Regions from separate parts of the Mus musculus genome. Here region 1 is linked to region 2. The links are chromatin loops, found by intact Hi-C in ENCODE. Cell type or tissue: left cerebral cortex. All regions are shown on one strand. Each heading gives the region's core, and the rest is flanking DNA. Links, peaks and the distances in the headings are about the cores only. Region 1 has its middle 8.0 kb from the start of Gm34481. Region 2 has its middle 4.1 kb from the start of Cd24a.

Region 1 (4,394 bases), core at 244-4,243, 92 kb before region 2:
TTCATGAAGAATGTTTTATTGCCCTTCAAACTATGTTTGGTAAGTAAAGTTTGACTTCTGAATTAGAAGTCAGAGAGGAGAAAGTGCTTTAAGGTACCGATGCTGAAAAAAACAACCTATAAAGATGACACAGGATAACGAACTTACTCCCTACACAAGTACTATATAAACTGTCTTTTAACAGTCTGCAGATAAACCTGGTATCCTTTGTCTGATTACATTAAATTGAAGTTTTATTTTGAGACAGTATTAGCTGTGTGTCTCAGACTGGGGGTGTGTCTTCATGCCGGGCCTATCTTTCAATGAGCTCTGGAAAGAGGAATATGGACTTCTATGCCTGGCTCTATATTTTTGTTTTAAACATTTAAAGAAGTTGTGACTAAAACGTACAAAACACCTTTGGTAAAAACATTTTGACAGCAGGGGAAATGAACGAGTCAAGCGGTTGGATCAAAACCAAGAGTTCAGTACACAAAAAGCTGGAAAGCATTACCAGCCCTCTTTCCGTAATATCACAGGCAGCTGCAATTAAAACTGACATATGTTTTAGGAATAATTGCAATAAAAAAAAAGAAATCAAGGAACTGAAATCATGTGATTCAGGCTGAAGATCGCCATGGGTGGGGTAGAAGTGAGGGAACCTTACAGTTGAGTGTAGTTATAAAGGTCTTTTGGTTCTGATAATATCGTCTTAGCACTTGTAAAATTTAAATAGGCAAAGCAAAAAGAAAAAGGAAAAAAAATCAGCAAAGTCTAGAAATATAAATGTATAAAATACACTGGATATTTTTGCTCTCTCCCTGAATAGCTACTTCCTCACCCCTCCCACGAGTCTCATACCACAACCTTAGCCTGCATATGAGGCAATTAGACAAGACAGGAGGAAAGAGGAAATTATACCCCTAGAATCTACAGAAGAGGAACTCACTATCTGGTCACTGGAACTCCGGCCCATCCCCTCTGTGCCACTCCCCCGCATCTGGACGTCCACTGTCTCATCAGTGAGCAATAGCTTTAACGGACACTTCACCCCACATCTGCACGGGAACAAGTAGTCCACTGCTAAATGTGTTTAGAAATAAAGCTATCTCCGTTCGGCAAAACTACTAAAGCGGGTTGCTTTTTCCTACGGCAAACACGGTTGCCATGGTCAGGTTCAGCCTACCCTTGTGAAACCATCAGATAGCTGAGTTGGGAAGTGACTCAGCTCCCAGAAGGTGGACTGAGCCCACACCCTCACACCACTACCTAAAATGTCTCCCTTAGGCTTTATTATTAATTTTGCTGAAGAGATCTATAATTGGCCAGCATTTTACACGCACGCTCGTTTCTTCCGTTTCAAAATTGGTAAAGTAAAGCCCACTCCTCCCGTTTATAGTGGAACCAAAGTGCAGGTCCTAGCGCCTCTTCATCTTCATCAGCCCCGCTTCCGGCTGCCCTTCCCCTCTCTCACATGTGAATCTTTATTCCTCTTCCATTGAGGTCCCCATGCGCAGCTCCACTTATAAAACAGGGCTCTGTTTGCTTAGCAGCCCCTCCTAGGTAACAGGGCCGTCGTGGTGGCAGACCCCACCCAACAGTGAGCCCTAGATCCCAAGGGAGTCGCGGCGACTGCGGCGCTCTCCTCTACGGTCGATACAATGCGAATCAGATAGATTGTATGAGTCCCTTCCCGTGTCCGCAGGAATGTGCAGGGCTAGTTCAACACCTTTGGGCCCATTGTCTCCTACCTGTTAGCGGTTAGCTAACTGTAAATCTATACAGTGTAGGCCCTGTGTTAACAAGTGAAAGTCATGGGAGATTTTAAAACTGTCTCTACGCTTCCTCCCCGGTTTCTTCAGAGGCACGGTTCTAGAAAGGGGGCGTGCCTCACTTCATCCTTCTCTATCACGGCTCTGGCAGAAACTACCCAAGATTTTGAGCCGGTTCTGAATATATCTCTGTAAATGTTGATACTTTTTTAAGGAGATGGTTTCCATTCCCACGGGGAGTCGGACATACTTAGTGACCCACTTCTAGGGAAGTGGGGACCCACTAGGACTCACTTCTTCATGTGCGGCTTGGCGCACATGGTGGGTTATCACCTCCCATCTTTACTTTACTTACGTTAGAGTACACTGCATCTCTTTCTTGGCTTACTTGCATGGAGTTAGAGCACACAGAGGGAGAACTGAAGTCTCCTCCACTAGACATATTAGAAATGCACCCTAACTTGAGTGACAGCTGGACCACGCCCACACCCACACCCTCCCCCGTGAGAGGCCTCAGCCGGAGCTGCTTCTGATGCCTGACCCCCAGTGTCTGTGAGAATTACAGACATGTGAGGTTTTGAGCAGCTCTGTCCTGGGGTAATGGTGATAGAGTCATGTATCATTAACACAGCCACCCAGATAGCAGATCTAATAATGGCCTCGTTTCCACTCCCTGCTTAACTAAAATTGGAGTGTTCATGTCACCCTTTTCTTGTTCTCTGTTCCCTTGCAGAGTCACAGGCCATTCTTCTCCCTTGCCTTCTGCAGGGCCCCAGGGTGCCACCTTTCTTGTCCCTCTGGGTCCCCATGCTCTGTTCTCCTCTCAGCTCCCATTCCACATATGCTGTCTTATCTGATATTATGGTTTTGTTTACACTATATCCCTTTGATGGAGTGCTAACTCAAACTCTCAGAGGCAAATGGAAAAAATATTGCCTCCTATTGAGGAATACTGCCTGGAGTGAGCCATAAAATTCCTCAAAGATCTGTAAGAATTTGGACCCAATGCAACATTACCGAGGCTAGATTCCATCCACACTTGAGGGAAGATGGGACCACAAGTCTCGGTCCCACCAACACAACATTAAGTAGCAGAGAAGTCTCTCTCCAAAAGAGGAGATAACAGTTGGACAGTGTGGGTCTCCCTTCTCCCTGGGGGTCACTGGCCACTGGCCCGAGAGGACAAAGGGAGTGGAGGCGGTGAGCAGGGTTTAGATGGCTGTGAGTGTGGCCAATGGACTTCCAGAGACCACTGCAGCGAGACAGCACTTGATTGTTCCAGGATTAGAGTATACAAGGGCTTTTAGGGGTGTAGGTGGTCACAATACAGTACCTAACTATCATGCGGGCGAGCGGGAAGCCAGACCGGGTCTTGTGAGCTGAGCTAAACAGCTCTACAGAAGGTCATTCTTCAGATAAGGCCTGGCGTCTGTACTCAGGGATACTCTCCAGGCAAGGTCAGGCAGAGAAAGGGGAGCCCTCCAGAGAATGGGAGTCCTCCATTTTGTACTGAGGTCAGAGAACCATCCAGTCAAGGGGCATTGCGACCTTGAGAGCAGGGTTCCAACAGATAGAAATGGCAAACACCCACCATACTGTTGTAGACAACTGGCTCTCCCGTTGACCCTCCTGCTTCTCTCTGGCCGTGGTCTGCATAGCAAAGAACCAGACAGCTCTAGCAGGAGATCTGGGCACTGTGTTTGGTAGGAAGGGTTGTGGTAGGAAAGTGTCATGCACCATACATCATATAGCTCAGGAAAATGAAATTATTCCTACAGTTTTAGAGGCCAGAGGTCCCAAACTAAGGTCAGGGACTTGACAGTTAACGGGGGAAGATCTTTGGCAACTTGTTCTTGCTTCCGGCAGTTTCTTGGTTCCATCTGGTCTCTGCCCCCATCCACACACAATGTTCTCCAATGTGCATGATTATCTCTGCATTCAAATTTCCCCATTTGTGTAAAGGCACGACCTGCCTCGTATAAGACCTCAGCTTCGTTATATATGCAAAGACCTTGTTTTCAAGTTAGAGCACTTTCCAAGGGACTGACCACTAGACTGTCAACATGAATGAGATAAAGTGGGAGAAATTCAGCCCTTCCCAGGCCCTGTAAGAACACCAACAGAATCTATTGAACCCGTTGGCATTTCCTGGTCTTATCATTCCCTTTGTTCCCCAGACTGGCTCCTTGCCTTATAGATCTTATCTCAGTCACACACATCACCACGTGCTCTGTCATCCAAAGCAGGACTCTTTGTTCTTATCTAGCCAGCCATTCAGTGAGTTCACAGAGGTACATCATAACTGTTCATTAAATGGGTCTCCTTCCTTCCAACCCAATGTTGCTAGTTGTTCTCAGGTTCCTAGAGTTTTATATCTGGGTGTTACAAGCACCTCCTAAATGCTCTGATAGTCTCCGTCGGTAGTTTTCTGGATAGTCACTGCAACACCTTTCTCCTCAACCTGTCCATCAAATACAGATGCCCGTGTGCTCTTTCAAAACCTCAAAGGTTTCCTGACAATTCCATAAGCTTTTCACTAAATTTGAACAACTTCTGTAGCACAAAGTTCTTGATAATGCCCACCCCATTCCATCACACAAGCCAAGTCCCTTCATAGCCTCCCCTCTGGGCTAGTCCTGAAAG
Region 2 (4,394 bases), core at 327-4,326:
CGAAGCAAGGCCCTATCTCAAAAGCAAACACAAAAGACTGCTGTGTCTGTTGCGCGCTCCAGTGCCTAGCTCTTAGCTCTCTCCCTTGGCATTTGCTCCTTGGCTGGAGGGAACAGGAAACAGAAAGCAGTTACCTTCCCCGTTTACCTCTCTGTGTGATTTGAAAGAAACAGCGAGCTGAGCCGCAGGCTCGCTCCTATGTGGTGTTTTGTTCCGTTCTCCACCTGTGCAGAATCTCCCGGGGAACGGACCGATTCTGTGTTTGCAGGATGTTGGCCATTCTGTGCCCAGAAGGGGGTGTCCTGACCTATGACCCCTGAAGCCTCAAGTGTAAGAGCCCCGCTCTGAGCTGGCTGCTGGTGAGCTGTCCTGCTCCTCCAGCTTTCCACGGTTCGCTTTTCTCTTAGGCAACAAGAGCTCAAGCTGCCACTAGAAGGAATCTTAACGTTAACCCCAGTTCTTCTTTAGAACATGACCAATTTACACTTTCTGGAGAAGCTGTAGCATGGAGTGGTTTTGAAACTGATTGTTCATGTATTAATATGTGTGTGAACGGTGGTAACTAGTAAGGTCAGTTTTCTCTGGTTTTCATGGAATTGCCTATGACGTGCTTTCTGGTTGCTGTTTGACAATCGCTGTGTATCTTGGGCTGGCCTTGAACTCGGATTCCTCCTGCCTCAGCCTCCAGAACGCTGGGGAAATCACCGCATTCTGGACATTTTGGATGTTGGTCCTGTCCTGGGTAAGACTGTAATGGCAGGGCATACAGTTCCTCTGTGCTCAACGGAGAGGAAGGCTGGCCACCAGACAGGTGCAGCACTCAAGAGACTCTGGGTCCAGCCTGTTCTGCCCGTTCCTAGGATCCTGTCTGACTTCTCGTGAGCATCCCCACCTCCCAACGCCTAGAGTACAACGCCTGTCTGGTGGACCCACATGCAAAGGATAAGGCCCTAACTGAACTAATTCCAACATTTAGCAGAGTGCTGGCTCACAGGACACAGCAAGCTGCCTCTGCTGTTGCCGTGGGCATTATGTTATGCTGTGGCTCTTTAAATCATACTCCTTTTCCCCCAGCAGCATCTTTGCATATCTTTGTGTTTCTTTTTTCCTTTCCTCTCCTTGCCCATTTACTTATTTACTTACTTGCTTTCTTACTTTTATCATTGGGGGAGGAGGAGGGGGGTCTACATGTGCCACAGCACACATGTGACAGTCAGAGGACTGTGTTGTCTTGCTACCAAGTGGATTGCAGAATTCAGACTCAAGTCATCGGGCTGTCTTCCTGTTAAGCCATCTGTGTGGCTGTGTGGCCCGAAATGCCCGCCCTCACATGGTGTTTTGTGTGTGGGTCTGTGAGGTTGACAGCGCATCCGTATTGTTTTTTATTCTGAAATAAAACAGAGATGTTAAGAAATCTGGCCCCAGCCGCAGAACCAGTTATGATACCACCTCTGAAGTTACAAAGCTTCCTGACCCAGGTTTCCAGTCCTTTCTGCTTTGCTGAAAAAAAACAAAACAAAAACAAAACAAAACAAAAAAACAGGAGTCAGGGCGGAGGATGTAGCTCAGTACTACAACTGGCCTAGCGTGTACAAGGCCCTGGGTTCAATCCCCAGTACGTGGGAGTGAGGGCAGGAATGCAGAGACTATGTCCACCCCATGTCCTCTCCTCCTGGCACTCAGTATTGGATAAATGGACTAACATTAAAGTATATGGTTAACCTGCATTTTGATTTTTAAAAGATAAGTCTTATTTTTAGGAAAATAGAAGATTAAATACAGAGCTAAATTATTTGACATTTTTAGCAAAATGGATGTGAAGTGAGATATTAATACAATAAAGTATACTTTCTGGGCTTTGCTGTGTAAACAGTGCCTGAAATAATCACATTTAATTAAAATCCCCTTCTACTTAATGATGCTGGTTTTACAATACTTCTTTCTTTCCTGTTTCTATGCTGCCCTGCACTTAGCTGGCATTCAGTTCTTCAGTTTGTCTTGGTCTTTTAGGCAAGCTTTGTTCCTCTCTTTCACCAGCCCCAAGCCTGGAGGCGGGGAAGTGACAAAGTGGGTTAGTATTCTTGCTAATGTGGTCCAAAGTCCCTGCTGAAGGCGTCTCCTGGACACTCTATGGGGATGTGCTGCCCTCTGCTGGCCACATGGATTATTAACGCTCATTGTCAAAATAATAAGTAGATTTAGACAGAGATGATATATTTTTCATCTAACAAAAAGCCCTGAATTTTGTTTTTAAAAAAAAATCCTGAATTTTTGATCCTCTGGAAGCTAATAAGCCACAGTGAGTTTCTTTTAGAGTTATGGGGTTTTTTCTCCTATAGCTTTTTTTTTTTTTCAATTTCTCCCAGATGGTCAGCTTCACCCAACAAGAAAACAGCTGTAAATAGAAACAGTCCAGACTATGTTTAGATGCAAACTGAGTAAGGTGGCCCATGCTGAAGTGTCCCTGTGTGGAAGTTGCTACTGTTTAAGGGAATTAAATAAAAAGAAGGCACCCTCTTAATGCCTTTGGTCAAACTGTGAGTTCAGAGTTTTAGGAAGTGTTGTCCTGCAGGGATATGAGAAAACGCTTTTAGATCTGTAGGAAAGGATGCATCTATTGGTGTTAATACAGCATGTCTCCCTCTGCCAATTCTAATGCTAAATTTAGTCCAAAGATATATTTGTACAGCCTGGTGGGGGCACACCCTTTAATCCCAGCACTTGGGAGGCAGAGGCGGGTGGATCTGAGTTGGAGGCCAGCCTGGTCAGCAGAATGAGTTCCAGGACAGCCAGGGCTACACAGAGAAACTCTGTCTCAAAACATCAACTATAATAAAACTGACTTGTACAGAGTAATGTGCAATAATTAGTTGCTGTTTGGTAACAGGCTGAAAAACACTTAACTATCCAAAAACCGAGACCTAGTTAGAGAAATTAACATATCTATACTATTAAATAATATAAAGTCACTAAAGAGTGCAAAAGGACATTATATTCTTTATATATTATATGTATTATGTGTATATATGCTATATGTGTATGTATATGTATGTGTGTTACGTGAAGATATCACTATGGTAAATTCTTAACCTATTTTATTTTTACATGCATTTATTTATTTGTTGGGCAAGGGGACATGCGGATGCAGAGAAGAGCTTACAGGAGTCAGGTCTTTTTCCAGGGGGATCAAACTCATGGCCATCGGGCCTGCAGCAAGCACCCCAGTGATGGACTCTAGACGACCCTGTTTACCCATGGAGTTCAGCTTGTTTGGCCAGTTACTCCTGGACATGGGGTCTGCCCTGGAGTGCATATTTTATTATTTTATGTGAATGGGTGTTATCTGCATGCATGTCTATGCATGACACAGGTGCAGTGCCCAAGGAAGCCAGCGGATACCAAACCCCACAGAGCTGGAGATGGCTGTGAGCCTGGGTCCTCTGGAAGAGCAGCCAGTGCTCGTAACTGCTAAGCCACCTCTGCACCCACAACATTTTCTTTTCCTTTTTCTTCTTCTTTTTCTTTTTCTGTTTTAAACAGGGTCTCGTGTACTCTGGCTTTGACATAGCTAAAGAGACCTTAAACTTTGATTGTTTGTTTTGTTTTTTGAGTGAGATTTTTCTCTATGTATCCCGACTTTCCTGGAACTCAGTACGTAGTCCAGTCTGGCCTTGAACTCACAGAAATACTCCTTCCTCTGCCTCTCAAGTGTTAGAAATAAAGGCATTCACCACCATTTTCAGCTCATGATAAATTAGTAAGTTAAAAAAAGTAAGATCAGCACACGCCTTTAATCCCAGCACTCGGGAGGCAGAGGCAGGCGGATTTCTGAGTATGCAGATAGAGTACTCATAAGGTAAATAAAAAAATAAATCTTGTTTTTTTAAAAAGTAAGATCTGGAGTTGAAGAGATGATTCAGTGGTTCAGATTGCCGGCTGCTCTTCCAGAGGACCCAGGTTCAATTTGCAGCACCTACTTGGTAGCTTACAAGCTTCTGTTACTCCAGGTCTTGGGCCTCTGACACCTTCTCACCATCTCCATGGGCACTAAGCATACATAGACAAAGTATATACAGACAAAACACCCATACATATCAAAAAAAAAAGTTTTTAAACCTTGGAAGTACCAGAGTGTTATTCCAGGCCTCAGAAGACTGAGGCAGAAGGAATACCATGACCTCAGTGCCAGAATGGGCTACAGACAGAATGCAGGAGTTCATTAGCCAGACAACCATTCTGAAATGGCATGGTTCAGAGCCAGTCTATGGATCACGGGAATAAATAATAAGATAAAGAGTAATAGAGGGGGCTGGTGAGATGGCTCAGTGGGTAAGAGCACCTGACTGCTCTTCCAAAGGTCCAGAGTTCAAATCCCAGCAACCACATGGTGGCTC

The links. Peaks named below come from ENCODE experiments on the same cell type or tissue, not always from the same donor. Only the 100,000 strongest peaks of a DNase experiment are listed, where the experiment ranks them.
Region 1: it touches region 2 in a loop (2.3-fold over the local background); 1 of 42 quality-filtered maps calls a loop at or near these places.

Annotation. Positions count from the first base shown.
Region 1 is chr10:43,664,626-43,669,019 of GRCm38, reverse strand. No RefSeq gene overlaps it. Among named protein-coding and RNA genes, the nearest start is that of Gm34481, 8.0 kb to the right of the region's middle. In left cerebral cortex, for the core only: no CTCF peak of the experiment used is centred there; DNase peaks (open chromatin) are centred at 893, 1,134 and 1,906; H3K4me3 peaks cover 292 bases.
Region 2 is chr10:43,572,860-43,577,253 of GRCm38, reverse strand. No RefSeq gene overlaps it. Among named protein-coding and RNA genes, the nearest start is that of Cd24a, 4.1 kb to the left of the region's middle. In left cerebral cortex, for the core only: a CTCF peak has its summit at 2,144 (motif pointing left); a DNase peak (open chromatin) is centred at 2,129.